Linked DNA regions of Mus musculus: all the other regions are linked to region 1. The links are chromatin loops, found by intact Hi-C in ENCODE. Cell type or tissue: heart. All regions are shown on one strand. Each heading gives the region's core, and the rest is flanking DNA. Links, peaks and the distances in the headings are about the cores only.

The links. A loop is a pair of places that touch in the nucleus more often than their neighbours do. Peaks named below come from ENCODE experiments on the same cell type or tissue, not always from the same donor. Only the 100,000 strongest peaks of a DNase experiment are listed, where the experiment ranks them.
Region 2: it touches region 1 in a loop (10-fold over the local background); 18 of 42 quality-filtered maps call a loop at or near these places.
Region 3: it touches region 1 in a loop (6-fold over the local background); 11 of 42 quality-filtered maps call a loop at or near these places.

What each region holds. Positions count from the first base shown.
Region 1 is chr7:28,211,712-28,217,537 of GRCm38, reverse strand. No RefSeq gene overlaps it. Among named protein-coding and RNA genes, the nearest start is that of Dyrk1b, 34 kb to the right of the region's middle. In heart, for the core only: a CTCF peak has its summit at 3,193; no DNase peak of the experiment used is centred there; H3K27me3 peaks cover 359 bases.
Region 2 is chr7:28,145,538-28,151,363 of GRCm38, reverse strand. 9530053A07Rik (RIKEN cDNA 9530053A07 gene) reads right to left here. Exons shown (of 20, transcript NM_001164655.1): 8 at 4,158-4,743; 9 at 3,849-4,048; 10 at 570-711. It overlaps Gm38976 (a long non-coding RNA gene), which reads left to right and starts at 2,862. Exons shown (of 3, transcript XR_881918.1): 1 at 2,862-2,931; 2 at 3,501-3,571; 3 at 5,147-5,269. It also overlaps the pseudogene Gm21925. In heart, for the core only: a CTCF peak has its summit at 2,837 (motif pointing left); no DNase peak of the experiment used is centred there; H3K27me3 peaks cover 1,084 bases.
Region 3 is chr7:28,299,852-28,305,677 of GRCm38, reverse strand. Dll3 (delta like canonical Notch ligand 3) reads left to right here and starts at 3,893. Exons shown (of 9, transcript NM_007866.2): 1 at 3,893-3,994; 2 at 4,113-4,394; 3 at 5,454-5,511. The coding sequence starts at 3,932. It also overlaps a transcript of Timm50 not described here. In heart, for the core only: a CTCF peak has its summit at 3,324 (motif pointing right); a DNase peak (open chromatin) is centred at 3,254; H3K4me3 peaks cover 1,574 bases; H3K27ac peaks cover 454 bases; H3K27me3 peaks cover 3,447 bases.

The DNA.
Region 1 (5,826 bases), core at 1,153-5,152:
GGCTTATTGTCCCATAGGCACCAGGTATCCATGTGGTGCACAGATGTACATGCAGGCAAAATACCCATACTCATACAACAACAAAGTCTAGGGACCAGAGTCATGGCTCAGTAGTTTAGAGCACCATTTACTCTTGTAGAAGAATTAGGTTTGATTCCCAGTAGCCATATGGTGCCTAGGAATCATCTGTAACTCCACTTATGTGAGCACTAGGCACACACCTATGTAGAGAGAATTTCTTGTACAGAGTATCACCTGTCAATAAAATAGTGTTGGCCTATTAGCTTAGGCAGAACATAGGAGATGGAAGTTCCAAAGAGGATTTCTCTGAATAGAGTGAAACACAAAAGGAATTGGCCCTCAGACACTGGAGGACTGCAGTCACATGAAAGGGAGGACCAGGTGATCAGGTGCATGGCAGATCTTAGAAAAGAATAATGGGGTGATAGATATGAGCTAGTCAGGGGGTGACCCAGGGCTTTGGCCTAGGCAATTAGTCATGAAATATTAAGTCTCAGAGTCGTTATTTTTGGGAACAGAGAGAACAGGTGGAAAAACACGAGGTTACAGATGACATTAACTACACACTTAGTGTACACAAATACATTTGGGCAAAGGGTGGCACACACCCTTAATCCTAACATATTGGAGGCAGAGGCCCTCTGATCGCTGAGTTTCAGGGCAGCCTGGTCTACATAGTGAATTCCAGGCCAGCCAGGGCTACATAGTGAGACCCTGTCTCAAAAAGTCTACAACTTGCCAGGCTATGGTGGTGTACATGTTTAATCCCAGCACTCAGGAGGCAGAGGCAGGCAAATCTCTGAGTTTAAGGGCAGCCTGGTCTACAGAGCAAGTTCCAGGGCAACCAGGGGTTCACAGAGAAACCTTTAGTCTCAGCACTTGGAAGGCAGAGGCAAGTGGATCTCTGTGAATTTGAAGGAAAGCTTGTTTACAGAGCCAAGGTTTGGAACAGCTAGGGCTACACAGAGAAACCCTGTCAAAAAAGCCAAAACAAAAATCCAGTTTGGGATGGGCTGGAGAGATGGCTCAGTGGTTAAGAGCACTGACTATTCTTCCAGAGGTCCTGAGTTCAATTCCCAGTAACCACATGGTGGCTCACAACCATCTGTAATGGGATCTGATGCCCTCTTCTGGTGTGTCTGAGTACACAGTGATGGGGTACTCGCATACATAAAATAAATAACATCTTTATTAAAACAATTTTTTAAAAAATTAGTTTTGGGCTAGTGAGATGTCTCACGGATTAAGAGCCCTTACAGCTCTAGAGGAGGACCAAGGTTTGGATCCCAGCATATACATGGTGGCTCACAGTTGCTTGTAAATTTAATCACAGGGGATCCAATGGCTGCCACAGACCCTCTGGGCCCCTTTGTCTGCATGGAATGGGTCTCTAGTCACAGGTGGGCAGAGCGTTGGATTGAATGACAGACAGATGCACACAGGAGAGGTTGTATAGAATCTGAATGTAATTTGTCAAATTGAGCATCAAACTTTTTATACAGAAGAAAATCAGGAAGTTGGGTGACACACCAGCAAGGTACAAAGAGGTTACTGGATTCTTACACAAAACAGAGGAATACAAACACAGAAATTCTAACAGGAACCACCTGGGATAGAATTCATTGTTAACAACTGGGATCAAAAAGAGCTCCACCTAAGATTCACTTAATCTTAGAAGCCAGGGTCAAGGGCTTCATGCCCTTGCCATAGTTCCTATTTTAGTCTATTGTATAGTCCACCTTCCCCCTAGGCCATTGTAAATGCGTGTGTATGGGTGTAACTCAGCTATCTAAAGTTCTAAGTATCTACTCTGGTTCCTCTTTAGGTCTCAAACTTCCTTCTTCCTAGAAGATGGTAAATTCCTGTGTAGGGCAGTGACTTAGCTTTTATTCAAAGTGATAGTGTAATGCCAGAGGCAATTCTGAATGTCACTGAATAGGCAACATTCTTACTGAATTCCAAGCCCATGGTCTAGCTCAAGGACGTTCTAGGACTGTTGGAACACTGGTGAAGGCTTAGCTATGTCAGAATTCAATCTTAAAAGGCACTTATAATAAGATAATACTAAAAGAGAGCACGTTGATCCATACACCAGACTAATGCGGGAATGGAATATTAATGTATGGGTTAGAGAGGACGCCAGACTCCAGGAGGTGAGTTTCCATGAAACTCTTTGCCTCGTGAGTAGCTTCTAAGCCTCTCGGCCTGTCAAGCTGACTCGATCGGAGTGCGTGGCACATGGCCTCTGTGGACACCAGAACACATGGACACACAAGGAGACACACATACACACAGGAAATAGCAGCTGTCAGAGCTTTTGTCTGAGGTGAATCCTCATGGGCTTCAGTTTTTCCAAGTGAAAGATCTCTTGGGTCTCCTGGGGCTTTGTCATTATACTGACTCTGGATCCCAGCCACAGCTGACCTGTGCCCGCAGGCTGTTGGGGAAGCATTCTAACTTCCTGCTCCCACCATTATTCTCTTTGGGATTAGTTGTCGTTGCCAAGGTCTGTGCCAAAGGGACACTCCCATGTCCAGTTTGCAGAGCTCAGTGACCCAGCGTCTTCCCGCTCATAGATACATATTGGGGGTCTCATGTAGCCCTGGCTTGTCCACTCTGTACGTAGACCAGGCTGGCTTGGAATGCACAGAGAATCCTCTGCCGTTGTCTCTCGAGTGCTGGGACTAGTAGTGTGCACTTCAGTGCCTGGCTATTGGATTTTGAGATAGGGTAGCATGTAGCCCAGGCTGGTCTCAAACTAACTTTCTTGCTTCCACCTGAAAAATATTGGCATTATAGGCAGACACCACGATGCCCGGTTTTGTCGCTCTGTTTGGGCTCCTTGCCACTGTCAGCACAGGGCCAAATATGAGCCCAGTCTCCCAGAAATGTCTGTTCCTGGGTGTGTGTTTCCAGGCATGGCAGGTGAGTTGTTGACGTCAGTGGCTCCTGGTTTCTGTGACTCCCGACTCCTCTGTACTCTGAACACTTTTCTCATCCTAGATGTTGGTTTCACCTTGAGTAACAGATTTTCTTGGCTAATGGTGCTTCTTCTGGGTTCACCAGGGTCAGGAGCAACCTATATCCTTAGCCCTGGTCCTGATTCCTTAGCCCGCTTTGGGAAGTGACTGGGGCTAGAAAATCTGCAGTGTGCAAAGCAGCCGCCGGGAGGCGACAAAGGGCAACAGGGGACTAGGAAGCATGCACTCTGAAAGAGTCAAAGGGCCGTGAAGGAGATGGCTAGGTGGCTGTGGGTCGTTTGGCACCCTTAAGCATGGTGGGGTGAGGAGCCATAACTGACTGGCGTACGGCGGTAATCCCAGCCCAGGGAGGAGGAGGGGGTATCACCGGTTTGAGGCCAACCTGAGCTACAAAGCCCCATCATGTTTCTTCTGGCTGGAGACATGGCTCAGCGATTAAGAGCATCGCCTGCCCTTGCAGAGGTCCCTGGTGGGATTCCCAGCGCGCGCGCGCGCGCACACACACACACACACACACACACACACACACACACACACACAAGAGTTTACAAGCGTTTGTAACTCTCATGCACACAAATAAACCTAAATCAAAACAAGACCCACACACCAAGCAAGGGCTGGGAGCGGCGAGGTGTGGTGGTGCTTGTATGTAATCTCAGCACTTGGATGGCTGAGGCAGAAGACTCACCACGACAAGTTCCAGGCAGAAAAGCCAGGGCTACAGAGTCTCAAAAAGAAACAAGTAAGCAACCAAGCAAAATGAAAGGTCGGAGATGGAGCTCAGTGGTGGCGCCTGGCTTTGGGTCCTATTCACCACTCAAAATAGCAGACAACAAAATACCACAAGTGGGTCTGAGAAATGGGTCTCTTGGTAAAGTTTGTTCTGCAGGCATGAACATGTGAGACTGGATTCCCAGGTGTAGTTTGCACCTATGGTTTGCACCATAGCTGGGGAGGTGGAGATAGGGGGACCTTTGGGGCCTACTGGCAAGCTAGGCTAGCTGAGCTGGTGACCCTCTAGGTTCAGGGAGAGAGCTGTTAAAGATGGCACTCAATGCTGAGCCCCAGCCTACACTTGCATGTGCATATATGTTCTCCAGCTGCCCACCATGCATGTGTGCATGCATGCTGCATGTGTGCATGCACGCTGCAGTGGCTCTTCCTGGTTGTCAACTCGACTATATCTGGAATGATCTACAATCCAGAATTGGAAGGCTCAACTGTGATCCTAATCTGGAGGCTGGGAGATACAAATTTCTGACCTGGATCTTGGCATGGAGATCTTGAGGCATAGTGGCTATTAATCCTTGGCATGGAGATCTTGAGGCATAGTGGCTATTAATCCTAGAAGATTAAGACAGGGAAATCTCTGAGTTCAAGGTCATCTGGGACAAAGTATGGTGGCACACACCTTTAATCTGGGCCACACCTTCTGCTGGAGACCTATGGAAGCCATTGGAGGAAGGTAGATTTACTCTCTCCTTTGCCTGCTTGCCTTGTGGGACTGAGCGATTGCTAGATCCTTGGACTTCCATTCACAGCTGCTGCTGACCATTGTTGGGAGTTGGACTGCAGACTATAAGTCATTCACAAATTCCTTTACTATATAGAGACTTCCCATAAGTTCTGTGACTCTAGGGAACCATGACACATGCTTTCCCCCACTCACACACAGGGGAAGGCAAAGGGAGAGAGGGAAAGAGGGAGGGAGGGAGCATGTCATGAGATTGTCAATGGCATCATATACTCTCCATCCTTATGGAGGCTGGAGGCAAATGGACCCCTCAGAAGATGTCCCATCCCAGCAATAGGTGTTCCTGTCCAAGGCCCTAGCCAACCCCGCTTATTGGAAAGAAAAATCCTGAAGGATTCCTAAAGGTATTTTTGATAACAGGACAACTAAGCTTCAATTTCCACTCTTCCCAGCTGGATGATGTTGCTTCCTGGCCAGGGGCAGGCTGGGAGGTTTGCAGACTATGTTGGCTCTGCCCTGCACTTCTTCGGATGGATTCATACTGTGTAGTCCAGTCTGGCATCCAATTCATGATCCTTCTGTTCTCGGTAGAGCCCCTGCCTAGAATCCCCCAGGGAGGGGCTGGGGGCGTGGCTCAGTGAGAGTACTTGCTTATATACAAGGTTCTGGGTTCCATCCTTAGAGCCATGGGGATGTGTGTGTGTGGGGGGGTGAAGAACGGAAAAAAAATGTCTGAAATTTGACCTCTTGTAGTTTCCCCACAATGAACCATGAGCTGTAGAAGATTGCAGAAGTTTTTCAAGAATGAACCATTAGCTCATTGCTCTTGAACTTGAACTAGAGCTTGGTTGTTCACATCTTTTCTCTATGATGGGATTAGAAAGGACCCCTGTACTAGCAGCGCTCTCCATAGTGTGTGTGTGTGTGTGTGTGTGTGTGTGTGTGTGTGTGACAGTTCAACAAACAGAATCAGGAGTTGGGGAGCTCCTGTTTCCACTCCTTGGGTAAATACCTACATATAAATCTTTAGGTCCTGAAAGTTCTTAGATGTCCATGGATGACGTCATGGTTTTCATTGTGGTTATGGTTTGGCAAGTGTCATATATAAAAACTCATCGGATTTTATGTTGTAGCTATAAACTGTGTGATTTCACCAAGGTGAAATGTGCAGAGGAAGGGAGATCCACACAGAGACACGGGTATGTGGTTTGGGGGTTGGGAGCTGGCAGTGACTGGTTCAATGAGTCTTAGGGTTTTTTCTTAGTCAGGGTTTCTATTCCTACACAAACATGACCAAGAAGCAAGTTGGGGAGGAAAGGGTTTATTCAGCTTACACTTCCATGTTGCTGT
Region 2 (5,826 bases), core at 953-4,952, 66 kb after region 1:
GGACGGTACCATAGTCAAGGTTCTTCTTTGATTTTGTTTCTGCTTCTACCCTGGGGACAACCACCTTAGAATCTCAGAGCTCTGATTAGCCCAGCGATTCCTGGACTCCGATGCTGGTTTCTGAAGCCCCATGTCCAACCCAATGAGCCCCTGGGCAAGAACTCAGAACCTTCTGGTGCTTGCAGTTGTAAATAAATCTGCTTTTCAGTGAGAAGTTTTACTCCAGGCCATGTGGCCTGCAAACTTAGGTAATTGTCACTGCATTTGAGAACAAAAGATCGCCCAATCCTGCAGTACTCCAAGGGCCTCTGACCTCCACCATCAAAATCTTGCCCCAGGGTTCCCGCAGCCTTAAAGCCCCCTGACACCCAGCCTGCATGACCTCTGCCTCTGGCTCCTAGAATCGCAGCCTAAGGTCTGGCATCTCAATCCACAGCCCTCTGAACCTCTCACCATGAAGCTTGTCACCCTCAGCTCCCAGCCCGTGTCCTGTGTCCCCCTACACCAGCCCAGCCACACAGCCCGTGTCCTGTGTCCCCCCACACCAGCCCAGCCACACTGCCCAGCACCTTTGGTGACGCAGGTCAGGACGCCTCCTGAGGGCTCGCACACCTGTCCTGGTTTGCAGCTGTGATCCTGGCACATCATGCCTTTGCCTGGTTGGCACACACAATGTTGCTGGCAGTTTTCAATGAGAACTGACTCCTCTGGCTGTGGGGACAGAGAGCATGCTATCAGTAACCAGAGGCGGAGGCCGATTCCCAGTGTTTCAGGCACAGAAGGAACTGGAGTATACAAAGCAACTGCAGCAGTGTGGTCCATTGCCAGTGAGGCTGAGGTACTGCATGGCTTTGGGGCTCAACTCATCCATCCATCCATCCATCCATCCATCCATCCATCCATCCATCATCCATCCATCATCCATCCATCCATCCATCATCCATCCATCCATCATCCATCCATCCATCCATCCATCCATCATCCATCCATCCATCCATCCATCCATCATCCATCCATCCATCCATCATCCATCCATCATCCATCCATCCATCCATCATCCATCCATCCATCCATCCATCCATCATCCATCCATCCATCCATCCATCCATCATCCATCCATCATCCATCCATCCATCCATCCATCCATCCACTTCATTCATTCATTCATTCATTCACCCATTCATTCTAGAAAATTCACTGTTTAGGAGAAGCAGAGTTTAACAGTCAATGCAAACAAAGCATGCCGGGCATATTATCCTATCACTAGGGAGGCTGAGGCAAGAGGATTGTTGAAAGTTTGAGGCCAGTCTGGACTACATAGTGAGTCACTTAGGGCCACATGCCAAGACCACCAAAAAAGAAAGAATGAGTAACATTTGAAATGTAAATAAAGAAAGTATCTCATTAAAAAAGAAAGAAAGAGAAAGGAAGGAAGGGATGGAGGGAGGAGGAGGGAGGAAGGAAGGAGGGAGGCAGGAGGGAGGAAGGAAGGAAGGAAGGAAGGAAGGAAGGAAGGGAGGGAGGGAGGGAGGGAGGAGGAAGGAAGAAGGATCAGGGCAAAGGCTCTGGTGCAGGCTCTTCCCAAACTCTAAACAACGCAGCTCAGTTTCTTTATGTGTCATTTTTCTCATTGGCAGACAGTAGATACTTAATGATAGGACAGAACTAATAAAGTACAATGAGCGGGGTCGTGGTGATGGTGCACACCTTTTAGTCCCAGCACTTGCAAGGCAGAGGCAGGTAGACCTCCGAATTCAAGGATAGCTTGGTCTACAGAGAGAGTTCAAGGACAGCCAGGGCTACACAGAGAAACCCTGTCTTGGGGGAAAAGTGGCAAGTACAGCTGCCTTAATACAATGTGTGAAGCACAGGTGACAGTAGAGAGACAGCTTTTCAATAATCCAGGCTGCTTTGTAAAGGGGTGAAGGTGAAGCAAGAACAGATCATAACTGTGCAAGCTAAGCAACAAACAGGTGTATGGCGGACACTTTCTCTCATCTCTTGACATCACACATTTGATTTCATAACCAAAAGTCTATCTGTGTACATCACACAGGTCCATGAGCATTGCCACACACCCACACATTTGCTTTTATTACTACACACACACACACACACACACACACACACACACACACGTTAAGGCAGTCCTCCGTGTGGGGGAGCAAAAGGAGGAAGCAGAGGAAGTGAACAGCTGCTATAACAGACAAGGCTCCTCTTTGTGGTCATGGGGCAGAAGATGGGGTACGTCTCTCCTCGAGGCACTGGCTAGTTGCTATAAACCAGGGCTAGAGAGGTGGCTCAGTCATTAAGAGCCCTGACTGCTCTCCCAGAGGACCTGAGTTTGATTCTCAGGACTCCCATGGCATCTCACAGGCACCTGAAGCTCCAGCCCTAAAGGATCTGATGCCCTCCGTCCACAGCTTCTTTGACGACACCCACCAGGAACACTCATGGTGTGTAGACATGCATGGATGTTCATACATAACATAAAAATAATTCTTAAAAACTATTATAATCATATTGTTACGACTAATGCTTTGTTCTCAGAGCGTAAGCCCCGTGTTCACTTTTCCTGTAAGATATTGGACGGTAAGGATATTTGATTCCCTACTTGGCAGCTACTGGACTCTCTTGTTGCTGTGGCTGTCTTGAGCCAAAGGACTGTCCCTCAAATGAGCCAGCCAGATTAAGCTCACAGATCAGCATCCGTGGTTTTGAGCAATCCATGGATCTGTGGAGAAGACTTTTGGTTTTCACTAGACTTTATCACAGATCTCTGCGAACTCTAGATGCAAGCGTTTCTAGGCAGGAGCTGAAGTGCTCCCCCTGGTGGCCTGGCAGGGAATGTTGTTGACTGGTGCTGAACAGGCAAAGCTAAGATAGGTCTAAAGACCCCTGCACTGTGTGTGGTCTCAATACCCCTGCACTGTAAGTATGCTATTCAGCTCACCTCCTGAGGCAGCTGGGAGACAGAGCCCTGTGCCACCTTCCATGGCCTTACCAGTAGGCCCAAAGAAAGGCTGCTTCTGGGTGGTCTTTTCCTGCTAGCTTTTTAGTATTGAGGGCTGAGCAGGCAACACAAAGAGAGTGAAGTGAGGAGGAGGGGCGGGGAGTGGCCGGCTGAGCATTGGGAAAGAGCAACTGGGGTGAGGATGGAGGGGATGGCGGAAGGATGAAGAACTGAAGTCAAGGAATGGCAGGAGGCTGTAAAGAACCAGAAGAGAAACAACAGGCTCTGTTTGTTGGGAAAATTCCACAGAACTTTACGTGCACAGGACTCTCGTACCCCAGGCCTATGGTGTAACACTGGCTGCTGCTAAGGGCTAAGGAAGCCTTGGCCTCTTAGGCCTTTGTAAGAGCTGTGACACTTCTTGAACCAGAGCTCTGACATTAGCAGCTCTGGCTTGTTAGACCCCTACCAAATACCTGTGGATACAAAGTGCCCAGGATCAGCACTTGAAATGCTTTCCCTTTCCTACCCATGATCTTTATCTTAGCAGAACAGAAGGACTCCAGCTGTATGATTCACAATAGGGGAGCCATCTTTGTCCAGATGTGACACACAAAGGTAAGTCTTGACTTTGGGAGCCAGGGAAAGAGTTTAAAACATCAATACCTATGGTGACATTTGGAAAGGTCTTTTCTACTCCTACGAGGATGGTAGACCAGAGGGAGGAAAATTAAGGACTGGACGAGGTGTAGCAAGTCAGGGTGAGGGGAGGGGACAGATGTGGGCAGAGAGGTATTCAGAAGATGGAATGGTGGGAAGGCTATAGGTCCGACAAGCAGTGAGGGCTGGGTTCAGGAGGAAGTCCGGGGCTCTGTCAAGAAGGCTGAGTTCCTACCTCATAGTAGACTCCGTTGTAGTGGCAGCCACATTTCTCCATGGGCACACAGGTTGTGATACTCTGCAGGAAGTCAGTGTCACATTCACAGCCCTCTGAACATGGCGTCAGGCACTGCATAGGAGTGGTGATTGCTGAGCAGTCCAGGGAGCAAGTGTCTGCGCAGACCTCATAGTGGCTGTGAGGGGGGCACTCCATTGCTGCCAGGGAGAGAGGGAGGGCTGACTAGGACATCAGGGTGTGTGTTGGGGTTCTACTCCTGTCTCCCAAGCTTCCCCTCTCCCTACCCCTCAGTGTCCCATCACTTACGACAGAAAGTCTGGTTTCTCCATGGCTTGACAGTGCCCCCAGCCGCCTGGCAGGCGCTCACGTAGGCATGGATGCTGCTGCAGAGAATGCTCTGGTTCCCACCACCCAGGCAGAGGTCAAAGACACAGCTTTGCAAGGGACCCTGGGGGTCCAACAGTTTGTGGCAGGCAGCCAGTGGCCCCGTGGGGCTGGTGATCAGCCCACAGAACTCTTTCCCGCGGTACTTCTTCTCCAGAGTTGGGTAGCACTTCGGGCTGCAAGCCTGTCCCGGTTTGCAGGAAGGCCGCGGTGTGCAGGAAGAACCTGGCACAGCTTTTTCCCAGGAGTCTCCCAGCTCATTGGAACTGGCTGCCTGTGAGCCATCGGACTTCTGGAAGTCATTCTTGGGGTCATCATTGTAGTCCCCACACAGGCCACACATGTGTTTATAGTAGTTGTGGGGAACCTTGACACGCACGCTGTATTTGAGATCGTAGGACACGAGCAGGCCAAATTTGGTCTCGATTACCATATCTGTGCCATGCCGGAAGGCCTGAACTCTATCCTCATCCAGCAACACAGGCAGCTTCATGTCCACACCGTTCACCTGGGAGTCAGGGAATGCCAAGCTTCAGAGGGCGCGCTTTGAGGCAGTCTGTCACTAAGTGTCCCTAGTCTGTTTTAGATGTTCCTGTCTGACACTGAAATCCTGAGCAACCCTTTGCTCCCCCCCATTTTCATATTTGTAAAACATGTAGAATAACAGCATCTTATATGAGCCAGGACCTTGAAATGTGAACAGATTTTAAAAAAAAGGGTCTTTGTTGGGGTAATAAAAAGTATAATCTTGCCAAAAACCCACCATGGATCCAAGTGGACCCTGAATCAAATGGCAAGTGTCCTGTGAGGCACTGGGATAGGACAGAGACCATAGAAAGAGCATCATGGGAAGACCCTTCTGTGCCCTTGGGCAGGAGACTCACCTGTATTTCTGCTTCCTGTCTGTCTAGGAGGGACCAGGTGCCTTGTCTCCAGAGTGTCATCTAGTGAATCTGATACAGGACGCCTGCAAAGGCTTTGGCTGTAGACACGCCCTGTGGCTTGGGACTGTGTATGCAAGTCATCCTGGCAGTCAGGGGCACTCAGAGTGGCTGCTGTAAGTGTGGCTGGATGCAAAGCCAGGCTCCATGCCTCATCTGAGGATCACCCGAGGGCTCTGCCTGGTGCACCCCTGATGTCACCACATATGTGCCCTTCCTCATCACACTCCTGGCCGACTGGCTTTTCATAGGTGTGAGGAGACTGGGAGGAGGCAGGGGAAAGGCACAGTCTAGGCATGTCTAGAGTGTCCAAAAGACATTAACACCATTCCTCCCCAGGCTGGTAGTGAATAAAGGCAAGTCACTTAACCCTCTGGGCTCAGTTTCTGGCGCTGCAGTGAGGGACAGCCACAGGGAAGCTAGGGTCTGGTGACAGGAACAGAGACTGTTCCCACGAGTCTGGAGCTGCTCATCTGTCAACTGCTAACCTCAGAGCCTGGGGCTTGTTAGGGAAGAAGCTGCACCTGCAACCCACATACAGCCCGTGTGACAGCTCTTGTACCTCCTGCTCCCAGGACAATGGCTGTGTGTTGCATGTCAGTGGGGGATATTCCCAGTGTATTCAAATGCCACTCTCCTGTGAGACTCAA
Region 3 (5,826 bases), core at 1,168-5,167, 88 kb before region 1:
GGGTTTCTGCTGCACATGTCTTCCCATATACTCTATGAGTTGGCAAAGAAAAGCCCCTCTCTCTCTCTCCCTCCCTCTTTCTCTGGCTCTGGACTCCTTGTGTGCTGTAGAAATAAAGAGAAGTCTGGCCTCTGGGGAGCCGCCTCGAGGGCTGTCAGCCTAGCTGCCGTGTGTGGCTCTGTGGGAATGTGGTTCTGGAGCTGTGCGGTCAGCCACACCTCATAGAAGCCAGAAATACGATTGCTTTGTCTTTTTGGAGACATGGTCTCGCTGCGTAGAGCTTGCTAACCGTGATCTCAAGAGGTCCACCTGCCTCTGCTTCCAAGCGCTGGAACTAAAGGCGTGCACCACCACGCCCGGCTCACTAATAGGGTTTTTTAATTAATTTATTTTTCTTTATATTTATTGGTGTTTTGCCTGTATGTATTTCTTTGTGAGGGTGTGGGATCCCCTAGACCTGGAGTTACAGTTTTGAGCCACTATGTGGGTGCTAGAATTGAACTCAGGTCCTCTGGAATAGCAATCAGTGCTGTTGACCTGAGCCATCTCTCCAGCCCCAATGATAGTCCATTCGTTTTTATAATGTGTATATATGTGCTTTGTCAATGCACCGTGTGCTTATTCTAGAACTCATGGAGGCCAGAAGAGGGCTTGGAATCCCCCAAGGTTGTGAGGGAGCTGCTATGAGGGTGCTGGAAATTGAACCTATGTCCTCTGCAAGTGCAGCCAGTGTTCTTAACTGCTGAGCCATCTCTCCAGCCCACCCAAAATAGTTCACAAATTGATAGGCTCTTGTGTAGTAGCCACGCAAACTTTTGGCAAGCTACTGCAAGGTACTTAAGACTTAAGGTCTTAAGGCAAAGCAGTGGTGGCGCACGCCTTTGATCCCAGCACTTGGGAGGCAGAGGCAGGTGAATTTCTGAGTTCGAGGCCAGCCTGGTCTACAGAGTGAGTTCCAGGACAGCCAGGGTCACACAGAGAAACCCTGTCTCAATCAAAAAAAAAAAAAAAAAAAAGACTTAAGGCCTTAGTTTCTTCCTGTCTGAGGTAGGGTGGAGCATCTGACCCAAGCCCCTGCTCCAGCCAGCATCTAGTATTAGCCTGCGTAAAACCAAAAATTAATGCTTTTTTGGCAGTTTGAAGACATGGGTCAGATGAGACTGCATTCTAGGTTGTTTAAAGTGCCTTTGGTGGTACCATGGGGGGAAGGGTTGGTGTGCCACAGGGCTGTAATTTCAGCTTTTAAGACACAGGAGAACTGTCAAGTTTGAAGCAAAACTGGTTATGTAGCAAGACACTATACAAAGAGTTACAAGTAAAACCAAAACTCAGCCCAGAGTACTAGGCAATACAGAGGGGTGCTCCCAGCAGCCAAAGCTCTCAGCCCAGAGTACTAGGCAATACAGAGGGGTGCTCCCAGCAGATTTTGAGGACTCCCTTCTCTTTTTTCCTTCTTCCAGGACAGGTTTCACTGTATAACTTGCTGCCTGGAATTCTTTCAGTAGACCAGGTTGGACTCCAACTCACAGAGAACTGCCTGCCTCTTCTCCCTTCAGTGCTGGGATTAAAAGAACAACAGTGGACCAAAGCTTGCTGTAGGGATAGGATCCTGGGTGGAATGGGTTGTGGGTGGAGGGAACGTGGTTTTTGGAGTTGGGGTCCCTCAGAGCCCTCTGAGGGAGGGGCCCTCATGTCTGAGATGATCTTGCTATGTAGCTCAAATTGGCTTTGCACTTAATTGGCCCTCCTGCCTCAGCCTCTTGAGTACTGTGGTTATAAACATGTACCCCTACAGTCTTCTAGAATGGATTTGAAATGTGACTTAAGTCTGCTACCTCAGCCCTGTCTCGTGTCACTCCCACTGGAGGAGAGAATTGAACATAGGTGCAGGAGCCCTGAGACAGTGCTCATATGATGAGGCGGGAAGCATTTAACCCCAAATGCCCTGTTCTCCAGGGCTCTCTGTGTGGAGTCGTTTGTGTGTATAGTCATGTCCCCTCCTCACACCCCAAGACAGTAGTGAACAAGGCTGCTAGGAAGCAGTGTCCTACTGTTCCCTCAGGGGAGATGTAAGGCAGGCAGTTGTGGGGGGATAGAGATAAAAAATGGGGGCAGAGAAAAGGGGAACACATAAGACTATAATTCTAGCTATTCGGGAAACAGGCAGGCAGGAGTGTGGAGGGTTTTGGGCTGGCCACTCTGTCTCAGACTAGGCAAGGGCTGGGGTGGTAGCTCAGCCGGAGTGCTAACCTAACAGGCATAAGGAGTGTTCACAGGAAAGAGAACTGAGGAGAGAAGCAGTGGTTTGGGGCCTTAGAGGTGTTTGTTTGTTTTATATTTTTATATGTCTGGGGGCAGAGTAGGCATGGGCATCCGGTAAGAGAAGAGTGGTGGGGGTAGTTCCTGGCCATGTGGATCCACGGGTGAAAACAGGCTTGGCAGAAAGTGCCCTGCCTAAGTCATCTCACCAGCTGGAAGATGCTGTTTTAGACCGGATGGAATGATCTGGAGCGCCTCTTTGGAAGGTGTGTGCCAGCAGAGTCTACAGTGAGAGGAAAAGCTCCTGGGATGGCTGGTCGGGCAGGCATGATCGTCCCAGGGCCTCAGCCTTTGCTGTTCACAATGTGTTTGCTCCAGGATCCTCCTCACACCCCAGGCCTTAGCAGGGGCTCTGTTTCTGTGCGTAACAAAGTCCTAAACAGCTAAGACTTTCAGAAATCCCTTAAAGTCTGCTTTATTTGTGATTCAGAGCTCTGGAAATACCACCTTGCCTCGTGGTGAAGCAAAACCAGGTGTGGTAGGGTTTTGTGGTATTTTCCTGTATTGGTTTTGAGAAAGGCTTTATGTCGTCTAGGCTGGCTTCTTTCTCTTGTTTGTCCTGCTTCTGCACTGCTGGGATTACAGGTCTGCCATGCCCACCCACGCCTCTTTTTCGACTAAACATTTAGTGGGACTATAGCCGTCTCCCCTCTACAAGACAAATGTGGATATAGGAGCAACTTATATTTTCCCTAAAATTACTAGCTCTGAGTATTAACTTAGTATTTACTGGGGGTGGGGAGTGGGTTTCCTCTGTTTCTGCAGCCTTGCTCACCGTCTGACTTCAGCACACTAGCCTGGGCACCTGCACCTAAATTGTTTTACTTGCCTGGATCCTGCGAAATCCCACCTCCTCGCCCCCCGGGGTGGGATGAGCAGCTCCATTCATCTGGGGTGGAGAGTGGGGCCCTGGTGCCCGAAGACTGAAGACTAATTTCCTGTCCGTTTGCCTCTCACACCTTCCTGAGCCCAAATGGGAGGCCCAGCTGCGGCCCAAGGGGGAGGGGCACGGCCGCCCGGCAGATGGCGACATTTACATACAGCTGGGAGGCCCCTCCAAGACCAGGATCCTAGCCTGGCGTCTGGTGGCGATACTGGCTTCGCGGAGGGGGGGCTTTGTTTTAAGAAGGGGAAACACACATGCATACACACGAGAGGTCTTCCACAAACACACAGGGGTCCACACAAAGAACTCAGGATTCTTCCTCACCGCCTCCTCTGTGGGGCTCCGAAACACAACCTCACACACAGCCGGCTGGAGACGCATTCACTGCACTCATGGGTTCATAGGGTCCTCCACAGCGGACAGGAGCTCACATAAGTACATACATGATAGAGAGGAATGCACCTGTATTTCCGTTCTCCCACTTCAGTACGCACAGTATCTTAGAAATTAACCCCTGCCGCTTTCAGATTGGCGCATGCAATCACACTCAGGATGAACCTCACCAAGTCGCCCACATAGAGTTACTGTATCCCTTTCCCTGGGACCCCTCTCGGCCGGTAGCTAAAAGACTGGCCTGAAGGGGCGGAGCGTCCCCTCAAATATAAGACTCCGGCATCCAGCAGCTGCGACTCCTGAGACTATTTCCCCATCCTGTCCCCCAAAGCAATGGTCTCTCTGCAGGTGTCTCCGCTTTCCCAGACGCTGATCCTGGCTTTTCTTCTTCCTCAGGTCAGATACAGAAAGGAAAGGAACAGATGGGGTTGGGCCGAGACCTGGAGGTCTTAGAGACTTTCATGGGGCACACAGATACCTAGGTCCCTTAACCTTGTGGCCCTCTCTGTCCCAGGCACTGCCAGCTGGTGTCTTCGAGCTACAAATTCATTCTTTCGGGCCAGGCCCAGGCCTCGGGACCCCACGCTCCCCCTGCAACGCCCGAGGCCCTTGCCGCCTCTTCTTCAGGGTCTGCCTGAAGCCCGGAGTCTCCCAGGAGGCCACCGAGTCCCTGTGCGCCCTGGGCGCAGCACTGAGCACGAGCGTCCCGGTCTATACGGAGCACCCCGGAGAGTCAGCGGCTGCCCTGCCGCTGCCTGATGGCCTCGTACGTGTGCCCTTCCGCGATGCTTGGCCGGTGAGTCCAACCTCCACCTCTTTCTGTCCCCCCCCAGCTCCCGACACCATCCCGTGCCCCAGAGCCTTTACTACCCCCTCCTCTCCGAAACCCACATTCCCAGACCCCCTCCGCTATTCTCTTCAGGGATGTCTTAAAACTGGGCTTCTCATCTTTTTGTGGTTGTGTGTGTGTGTGTGTGTGTGTGTGTGTGTGTGTGTGTGTGTGTGTGTGTTATACTCACGAATACGCTTTACAGCGATATGTGGACAATTTCAGTTCTGCCCTTTATTTACCATGTGGGACCCAGGGGGTTGGACTAAGGTTTTCAGTAAGTGTTTTTTACCCAGTGAATCCTCTTCTCATCCTGTTTTGTTGTTATTGTTTGTATTTTGTTTTGTATTTTTAGAGACAAGCCTGGCTGTCTCTGAGTTCACTATGTAGCTAAATCTGGTCGTGAGTTCCTGATCCTCCTGTCTTCACTCACTCCCATCTCCCAAGTGCTGGAGTTATGGGGTGCAATAGCAAGTCGAGTTGGGGTCTTTGTCTTTATTCTAGATCTCTTCTTTGGACCTGGGGCTCCTCTCAAGCACTTTCTTGAGGTCACCTAATCTCTCATGTTTCCAGCCTTAGTTCTTTTGGTTGGGACATCAGGTCACTTACTGAATCCTGGTCCCCATCCCTGTACCCTGCACATCTCAAAAAGAATCAGGGCCCGTATTTGAAATGTAGACATTGTTGGGAACTTTTTCCATATTTTATTTCCTCACCTGTAGATGGGAACACCTTAGTATGTCCTTTTGGACAGGGTCTTGCTAGATACCCCAAACTAACCTCATATTTGAAACCCTCCTATCTCAGCCTCCTGAGCGCTGGGATTACAGGTATGTGCAAACACACTTGGCACAATGGCGTATCCAGAATGAGACCAAAATGCTCCTGGCTCCCGGGGCAGCTCCTTCTGGGAATGCTCCGTAGCTCAGTCCCAGAGCTGGCTTCCAGACTCCGTGCTGTGTTCTGGAGGTCAGTGAGCTTCCCTGACCACCGGCTTCCTCTCTTCGTTCTTCTCTGTCCAACCAGGGCACCTTCTCCCTCGTCATTGAAACCTGGAGAGAGCAGCTGGGAGAGCATGCTGGAGGTGGGTGTCTCACGGGTAGGAAGGGGCAGTGTTGAGTTCAGGACTGATAATGGGCTGCCTCTAAAGTGGAGCATTCCTGCTGGGCTTGTGATGTCATCATAGCTCCTAGGATGTGGTGCTGGGCTAGTGGTTTTGGATCTGTGGGCAATCTGGGTATAAATATAATTCAAAATTCCTAATGGTAGCAATGTAAAGACCATGTCCTGAGAGAGGTTGAGCATCTCTGACCCCAAAATGAGACAAAGGGCTCCAAAATCCATTTATTGTATCTTATCTGTTGTAATAGAGAAGAACTCCCCATATGCTATGCAAGAC